Regions from separate parts of the Homo sapiens genome. Here region 2 is linked to region 1. Evidence: read pairs that join two places in POLR2A ChIA-PET (ENCODE). Cell type or tissue: OCI-LY7. All regions are shown on one strand. Links, peaks and the distances in the headings refer to the core of each region. The heading gives the core; the rest is flanking DNA. Region 1 has its middle 6.4 kb from the start of TMEM141. Region 2 overlaps TRAF2 (TNF receptor associated factor 2).

Region 1 (4,385 bases), core at 108-4,107:
ATTAAATTTATTTTTTAAACCTGTTGCATTTACATGACTCAAAGCATGAAGTTCTTGTGCTTTTGTGAATGCAGATGATACCAGTAAGTCAGCTTGCTCATTTGCTTTAGTTAAAGGCCCTGGTAAATTAGTGTGTTCTCAAATATGAGTAATATAAAATGGGAGATTTCTTCTTCTCACAGTTTGTTGTAATAAATTGAACGGCTGGTTTAACTGATCATCCATGCTATGTTTGATTAGGGCTGTCTCAATATCCCTTGTGGCCTGTACTACAGATGCAGAATCTGATACAATATTAATAGGCTGATTAAAATCTTGTAACACTGTAATGACGGCAACCAACTCTGCTCTTTGAGCCGAATGATATTGAGTTTCAAGGCCTCCTTCTTTTGGCCCAGTGTAAGCTGCTTTTCCATTGCTGGAACCATCAATAAACACAGTCAGATCATTTTCTAAAGGTTTATGTCTGGTAATTTTAGGTAAAATCCAAGTAGTCAGTTTTAAAAACTGGAAGATGTTTGTTTTTGGGTAATGATTATCAATAATTCCCACAAAATCAGCAAGACCAGTCTGCCATGCACTAGAATTGATAAAGGCTTGTCTAAACTGTTCCTCGTTTAAAGGAACAATGATTTGTCTGGGTCACTTCCACACAATTAGATTATTCGTAATCTTGCCTGACCAATTAATGTAGCCATTTGATCCAAGTACAATGTAAAAATCTTAACTGTACTGTGAGGAAGGAATGACCACTCCACAAGATCTGTATTTTGAACAATGATGCCTGTTGGAGAATGTGCAGTAGCAAAAATCAAAAGTTGGAGTGGAGCCAAGGGATCTAGTCTATTTACTTGTGCTGATCGAATTTTCTTCAAATAATTTGGAGTGCAGTGGTGCGATCTCGGCTCACTGCAAGCTCCGCCTCCCGGGTTCATGCCATTCTCCTGCCTCAGCCTCCCAAGTAGCTGGGACTACAGGCACCCGCCACTGCGCCCGGCTAATTTTTTGTATTTTTAGTAGAGCTGGTGTTGCACCGTGTTAGCCAGGATGGTCTCGATCTCCTGACCTCGTGATCCACCCACCTTGGCCTCCCAAAGTGCTGGGATTACAGGTGTGAGCCACCGTGCCCGGCCTCATTTAATATTTTTAATGTATCTTTTCTTATTTCTATTTTTTGTGGTTTAATTTTTCTATTTTCTACCTGTATCCCTAAATAATGAAAAGGAGTTGTTGTTTGAATTTTATCAGATGCTATCATCAGTCCTGCGTTGGCAACCTCTGCTTGTAGAAATGTGTAACAGTCAGTTAATTTATCTCTCATTTCTGAAGCACATAGAATATCATCTACATAATGAACAATATAACAGTCTGGAAACTTGTCTCTAACTAGTTGAAGAGCTTGACCTACAAAAGTCAGACAAATAGCTGGGCTGTTTAACATTTCCTGAGGTAACACTTTCCACTGAAACCTGGTGGCTGGTTCCTTATTATTTATGGCTGGTATAGTATAAGCAAATTTTTCAAAATCCTGCTTCACCAGAGGAATGGTAAAAAAAAGCAATCCTTCAGATCAATTATAATTAAAGGCCAATCTTTGAGGATCATGGCTGGAGAGGGCCATGAGGGCCAGAGAGGGCGGGTTGGAGAGGCCCCCATGGGTTGAATTATGGCGTTAATGGCTCTTAAATCATTTAGCATTCGCCATCTGCCGGATTTTTTCTGAATTACAAACACAGGAGAATTCCAAGGCGAGAATGAAGGCTCAATATGTCCCTTTTCTAATTGTTCCTTTGCTAATAAATGTAAAGCCTCCAGTTTTTGTTTTGGTAGCAGCCATTGATCTACCCATACAGGTTTTTCTGCTTTCCAAGTTAATGGAATGGGTTTTGGAGGCTGTACAGTGGCCGTCCCTAAAAAGGATAACCTATTCCCTTTTTTTCCTTGATTTCCCTCAGCCTCAATTGGGACTTCAATACCATTTTCACTCTTTCCTAGTCCGTTTTCTGGTACATGTCCCATTTCAGTCATGATTTTTTGACTCATGGGGCTGGATAATGGAGCGGGCATACTGATTTCCATACTCCATTGTTGTAATAAATCTCAACCCCACAGATTAACAGGAATTGGAGTAATCATTGGCTGAGCAGTACTTTTTTGATTATCTGGCCCTAAACAATGTAAAATCATAGTACTTTGATACACTTCTGAGGCAGTGCCTACGCCCACCAAACTTGCAGCCATCTTTTGGCCAATTTCTTGGCCACTGATGCAAAACAATGATAGAGACATCCGCCCCAGTGTAGGGTCCAGCCCTACAGGACCTTGTGGGTTTCCTCTTCATGTGCAGAGATGAGAGATTGTAGAAAGAAAGACATGAGACTAAGGGATAGTAGGAAAGACAGCTGGGCCCTGGGGCCACTACCACCAATGCGCGGAGTCCGGTAGTGGCCCCGAAGGCCTGGATGCACTGCTATTTATTGTATACAAGGCAAGGGGGCAGGGTAAGGAGTGTGAGTCACCTCAAGTGATTGATAAGGACAAGCAAGTCAAGTGTCCACATGACAAGGGGACTTTCCCTTTGTGGTAGCTGAAGCAGAGAGGGAGGACAGCAGACGTTAGCATATCTTCTATGCACTTATCAGAGAGATCAAAGACTCTAATACTTTCGCTAATTCTGCTACTGCTATCTTCTAAGAACTTAAGAGAAGCAGCAGGTGTACAGGCAGAATATGAAAGTGGACAAGGAGCATGACCACTGAAGCACCACAGGGAGACGTTGAAGCCTCCGATGACTGCGGGCAGGCCTGGGGAATGTCAGGTCCCCCACAAGAACTGGTGGAGCAGAGTGCTCGCTAACTCTCCCAGGGAAAGGGAGACTCCCTTTCCTGGTCTGCTAAGTAACGGGTGCCTTCCAGGCGCTGGCGCTACCGCCAGGCCAAGGTCCGCTGAGTAACGGGTGCCTTCCCAGGCACTGGCGCTACCGCCAGGCCAAGGTCTGCTGAGTAATGGGTGCCTTCCCAGGTGCTGGCGCTACCGCCAGGCCAAGGTCTGCTGAGTAACGGGTGCCTTCCCAGGCACTGGCGCTACCGCTAGACCAAGGTCCGCTGAGTAACGGGTGCCTTCCCAGGTGCTGGTGCTACCACTAGACCAAGGAGCCCTCAAGCAGCCCTTATCTGGGCGTGACAGAGAGCTCACACTCTTGTCTTCTGGTCACTTCTCACAATGTCCCTTCAGCTCCTAACTCTGTATGGCCTAGTTTTTCTTTGGTTATAATAATAATACAAAGGTTAATACAGAAAACTAATGATTGATAATATCCATATATAATCATCTCTATATCCTATTTCGAATATAACTTTCTCTTTTCCTAACTATTTTCTTGATTATACTGGAACAGCTTGTGCCTTCAGTCTCGTGTCTCGGCGCCTGGGTGGCTTTCCGCCCACACCCCAGGGTCTACTAACCCTTCAAACTGTTTTCCCTGAATAATGGCCTTACACACAGGTCTGCTTTCTGAGACCTGACTTGCCCAATATGCAGCCTTTCCTGCCAGATCAGTGCTCCCAAACCCTCCTGTTCTTTTTGTCTCACTGTTTCCAACCTTAATATAAGGCAGGAGTAATAATTGAGCAATTCCGTCTCCTGGACGGGCACTCCAAGGAATTGAGGAGCTAATAACCAATTGAATTTCACCTTTGTAATCTGTATCAACCACACCAGTATGAATTTGAACTCCCTTTAGATTTAAACTTGATCTTCCTAAGATGAGTCCTACAGTCCCCTCGGGCAGTGGGCCGTATACCCCTGAGGGGATTTTTTGTGGGGGCTCCCCTGGAAGCAGAGAGACTGCTGGTATAACACATAAATCTACTGCTGCACTGCCGCTTGTGGCGGGGGACAATTGTTGTATTGTGGTAACTGGCCCGTTCCCTGAGGCACTTGTGACAGTGGAGGTTGTTGTCCCTGAAAACCCTGAGGAACAAAAGGCTGAATCGGGAACGCCCCAGTTTGTTGCGAGGCCTGAGGCTGGCCCCTCTTCCAGTTTTCCGACAATGGTTGCCCATTTTTATCAAATTTAGAACGACATTGATTAGCCCAATGTTTTCCTTTTCCACATCTTGGACACAGGCCAGGTGGCTCTTTATTTTTGGCTGTAGTAGTTTGATTTGTTATATTCTGTTTATTTAAGACTGGGCAATTCTTTTCTAAATGACCAATTTGACCACAATTATAACATTTTCCCTCAAATGTTCTAACTTGTCCTCCTAAAGCAACCCCAGTTTTTGCTGGAGCCATTAGCATAGCTTTATGCATAGCCCCTCCAATTCCATCATAGGCTTTTACATACTCTGAGACTACATCTGACCCTGCTGGGACATTCCCTT
Region 2 (4,385 bases), core at 1-4,000, 140 kb after region 1:
ACGGAGGTGGTCTTCTTGGGAGCTGCACTCAGGCAAGAGGACCTGTTTGTGTGGAACATCTGCTTTAAGCAATGCTGGTGAACACAGCTTGTGTGCGGCACGCGTGCAGGCTGAGGACAGGCAGAATGGGCCTGGGGGCACGGTGGAGGACGAGGATGGGGAGGATGGGCCTGGGGGCACGGTGGAGGACGAGGATGGGGAGGATGGGCCTGGGGGCGTGTGGAGGACAGGGATGGGGAGGATGGGCCTGGGCACGTGGTGGAGGACGGGGACGGGGAGGATGGGCCTGGGCATGTGGTGGAGGACTAGGACGGGGGGAGGATGGGCCTGGGGGCATGTGGAGGACGAGGATGGGGAGGATGGGTCTGGGGGCACGTGGTGGAGGACGAGGATGGGGAGGATGGGCCTGGGGGCACGAGGTGGAGAGGACTAGGACAGGGAGGATGGGCTTGGGGGCACGCGGTGGAGGACGAGGATGGGGAGGATGGGCCTGGGGGCACGCGGTGGAGGACGAGGACGGAAGGGTGGTCCTGGTGCTGCCACAGTGGGGTCCCTGCGTGCAGACCTTTGCACACAGTGTTCTGTCATGTGACTTGGAAAGCAGCCTCTGCCGGGTTCTGGCTGTCACTCACGTCTGTGTCTTGTTGGGTGGGAAGGAAGTCGACTCTTCTTGTTTTGGGGTTCACTCTAGCCAGTGCCTCTTCTGAGGCAGGCTTGGGGCCCAACCTAAGCCCTGGGCCGGTCAGGGCTCCCTCTGTGGCTCTGCCGAGGTCCCAACCACTGCATTTAGTGGATCTCGCCATGTGGCTCTGCTCATCTTCTTAAGTTTTGGGGGTTACATTTGGGATTCTTAGAAATGCTTTTTCTGGCTGGGCACAGTGGCTCACACCTGTAATCCCAGCACTTTGTGAGGCCAACACGTGTGGATCGCCTGAGGGCAGGAGTTTGAGACCATCCTGGCCAACATGGTAAAACCCCATCTCTACTAAAAATACAAAAATTAGCCAGGTGTGGTGTCGAGCGTCTGTAATCTCAGCTACTCAGGAGGCTGAGGCAGGAGAATCGCTTGATCCCAGGAGGTGGAGGTTGCAGTGAGCTGAGATTGCGCCACTGCACTCAGCCTGGGCAACAAGAGTGAGACTCCATCTCAAAAAAAAAAAAAAAAAAAAAAAAACTTTTTCTAAGTACTACCTTTTTTTTTGTAATGAAATTTGTTTTCATTGGAAACTAACTGCATAGTTTGAGGGAAAAAAAACTTTTCTTTGCACCCCAGAACCTGAATGTTTCTTTGTAGGTGTTTTTGTCCCTGGGGGAGGGCAGCCAGGCAGGAAGAGCCCTGCCCCGCCCTTGCTGAGTGTCAGCTCACCAGGCACCCCTCCTGCCTCCCCAGCCTTCTACACCAGCAGGTACGGCTACAAGATGTGTCTGCGTATCTACCTGAACGGCGACGGCACCGGGCGAGGAACACACCTGTCCCTCTTCTTTGTGGTGATGAAGGGCCCGAATGACGCCCTGCTGCGGTGGCCCTTCAACCAGAAGGTGAGGCCGTCCCTGCAGGCTTCGCTAGGGCCGCACCTGGGAGTCCCTCTGGGCAGTGCAGCTTCTGTGGTGCAGGGTTGTGCGGGACAAGGTGGCTTGGGCTCGCTGGACCAGGTGTCTGCAGCAGGCACGTCACCCTGTGATGCTGTGTCACGCGGTGGAGAGCTCTGGCAGTTTGTTGTTTCCATGATTTCTGAGCACTGGTCCGTGACACAAGCACCTGGCTTCCTGACCTGTCAGATAAATATAAATATGACTAAGAAAAAGCACAAGGCCGAGTGGGCGGGGAGTATGTATCCCTGTGATCCCAGCACTTTGGGAGGCTGAGGTGGGAGGATTGCTTGAACCCAGGAGTTTGAGATCAGCCTGGGCAACATAGTGAGAACCCATGTCTACAAAAAAAATAGAAAAATTAGCCGGGCATGGTGGTGTGCACCTGTATTCCCAGCTATTCGGGAGGCTAAGGCAGGAGCATTGCTTGAGCCCAGTAGGTTGAGGCTGCAGTGAGCCGAGATCACGCTACTGCACTGCAGCCTGGGCAACAGAGCAAGAGGGGGCTCTAAATAAATGAACAAAAGGACAAAGCACAAAATAATGCAAGTTTGGGGGTGCCCAGCTTTAGCCCAGGACTCCAGATGTTGATGGGCATCTGGACCAGTAGTTTGAAAACCCTGCCCTGGAGAGAGAGTGCAGAGGAAGGAACACAGCTTCGGAGCCCTCTTCGTCGGAGGTGTCATTTATTTATTTACTTATTGTTAAGACGGAGTCTTGCTCTGTCGCCCAGGCTGGAGTGCAGTGGCATGATCTCGGCTCACTGCAACCTCCCCTCCTGGGTTCAAGCGATTCTCCTGCCTCAGCCTCCTGAGTAGCTGGGACTACAGGCATGCACCACCACGCCCAGCTAATTTTTGTATTTTTAGTAGAGATGGGGTTTCTCCATGTTGGCCAGGCTGGTCTTGATCTCCTGACCTTGTGATCCGCCCACCTTGGCCTCCCAAAGTGCTGGGATTGTAGGCGTGAGCCACTGTGCCTGGCCTATTTTGAAAATCAGAATCTATTATTTTGTGGAATTGAAGATGCAGAGACTAGACTGGAATGAGAGAAGGTCCCTTCCTTTTGCCACAGTTGGCCCAGACTTGCTACTTCCCCCACCCCCTATAGCTAGTGGAGTAGGCAGAGCAGAGTTGGGTGGGGGAGGGGGTGTGGAGGGCCCACAGGCCCTTGTCTGTCCTGGGGCATCCAGGTTCACAGTCCTGACAGAGGCAGACTCAGGTTCTCCCTGAAAAGTGCTCTTCACGAGTGGGCAGTGGGTGCTTCATGATCTCTTTGGCAAGAAAATGTCTTTGCCAGATGTGTTATTTTTTGCATTTTCCTAATAATAATTCAAGTTCAGGAGTGGTAAGCTTTAGTCTAGGACTCCAGATGTCAGTGGACAGGAAAGGCCAGAATGGACACAGATTCCCCAGAGAGAAGCGGAATGCCGGTGGCTGGGGAGGGCTGGGGAGCCCGGGCGCTGTGGCAGGAGCAAGGCCGCCCACCACGTGGTCTCGGCTGGGCCTCAGCCTCTGGCCTGGGTCCTGGGATGGCCTCCTGCTGGTGGCCCTGCCAGTGTCCAGACCCTCGGGAGCCAGAGAGAGACGGCCCACAGACCTGTGTCCCCTCCCTGGGGCTCTCTCCTCCAGGTGACCTTAATGCTGCTCGACCAGAATAACCGGGAGCACGTGATTGACGCCTTCAGGCCCGACGTGACTTCATCCTCTTTTCAGAGGCCAGTCAACGACATGAACATCGCAAGCGGCTGCCCCCTCTTCTGCCCCGTCTCCAAGATGGAGGCAAAGAATTCCTACGTGCGGGACGATGCCATCTTCATCAAGGCCATTGTGGACCTGACAGGGCTCTAACTGCCCCCTACTGGTGTCTGGGGGTTGGGGGCAGCCAGGCACAGCCGGCTCACGGAGGGGCCACCACGCTGGGCCAGGGTCTCACTGTACAAGTGGGCAGGGGCCGCGCTTGGGCGCTTGGGAGGGTGTCGGCCTGCAGCCAAGTTCACTGTCACGGGGGAAGGAGCCACCAGCCAGTCCTCAGATTTCAGAGACTGCGGAGGGGCTTGGCAGACGGTCTTAGCCAAGGGCTGTGGTGGCATTGGCCGAGGGTCTTCGGGTGCTTCCCAGCACAAGCTGCCCTTGCTGTCCTGTGCAGTGAAGGGAGAGGCCCTGGGTGGGGGACACTCAGAGTGGGAGCACATCCCAGCAGTGCCCATGTAGCAGGAGCACAGTGGATGGCCTTGTGTCCCTCGGGCATGACAGGCAGAAACGAGGGCTGCTCCAGGAGAAGGGCCTCCTGCTGGCCAGAGCAAGGAAGGCTGAGCAGCTTGGTTCTCCCCTCTGGCCCCTGGAGAGAAGGGAGCATTCCTAGACCCCTGGGTGCTTGTCTGCACAGAGCTCTGGTCTGTGCCACCTTGGCCAGGCTGGCTGTGGGAGAGGGTCTGGTCCCACGCCGCCTCTGCTCAGACCACTGTGTGGGAGGTGCACAGCACAGCCTGCGGGTAAAGTGTGAGAGCTTGCCATCCAGCTCACGAAGACAGAGTTATTAAACCATTCAAATCTCTGTGGTCAGTGGCATCCATTTGATTCCAGGTTGCCTGCGGCTTCCAGCCTTGGCAGTGGTGACCCTCTGCGGGTCCTCCTGGCCTCTCCTCTCACAGACCCCTCCCCACGGGGTGCCTAGCCCCTGCCTGCTTCTCTAGCTAGCCAGGCTGTGTTCTCTGTTCCTCACCTGATGTAAGCTCCCTCTTCTCGAGCCTTGTTCCCTCTTCTGGAATGTTCTTCCCTGTCCATCTCCTCTCC

What was found. ChIA-PET counts read pairs that join two places held together with the same protein. Peaks named below come from ENCODE experiments on the same cell type or tissue, not always from the same donor. Only the 100,000 strongest peaks of a DNase experiment are listed, where the experiment ranks them.
Region 2: POLR2A ChIA-PET joins it to region 1 with 7 read pairs; 4 of 35 experiments call an interaction of 5 or more read pairs at or near these places.

Annotation. Positions count from the first base shown.
Region 1 is chr9:136,782,716-136,787,100 of GRCh38, forward strand. No RefSeq gene overlaps it. Among named protein-coding and RNA genes, the nearest start is that of TMEM141, 6.4 kb to the right of the region's middle. In OCI-LY7, for the core only: CTCF peaks have their summits at 1,678 and 1,893; a DNase peak (open chromatin) is centred at 1,686.
Region 2 is chr9:136,922,462-136,926,846 of GRCh38, forward strand. It overlaps TRAF2 (TNF receptor associated factor 2), which reads left to right. Exons shown (of 11, transcript NM_021138.4): 10 at 1,391-1,539; 11 at 3,222-4,146. The coding sequence ends at 3,440. Among named protein-coding and RNA genes, the nearest start is that of FBXW5, 20 kb to the right of the region's middle. In OCI-LY7, for the core only: no CTCF peak of the experiment used is centred there; a DNase peak (open chromatin) is centred at 1,720.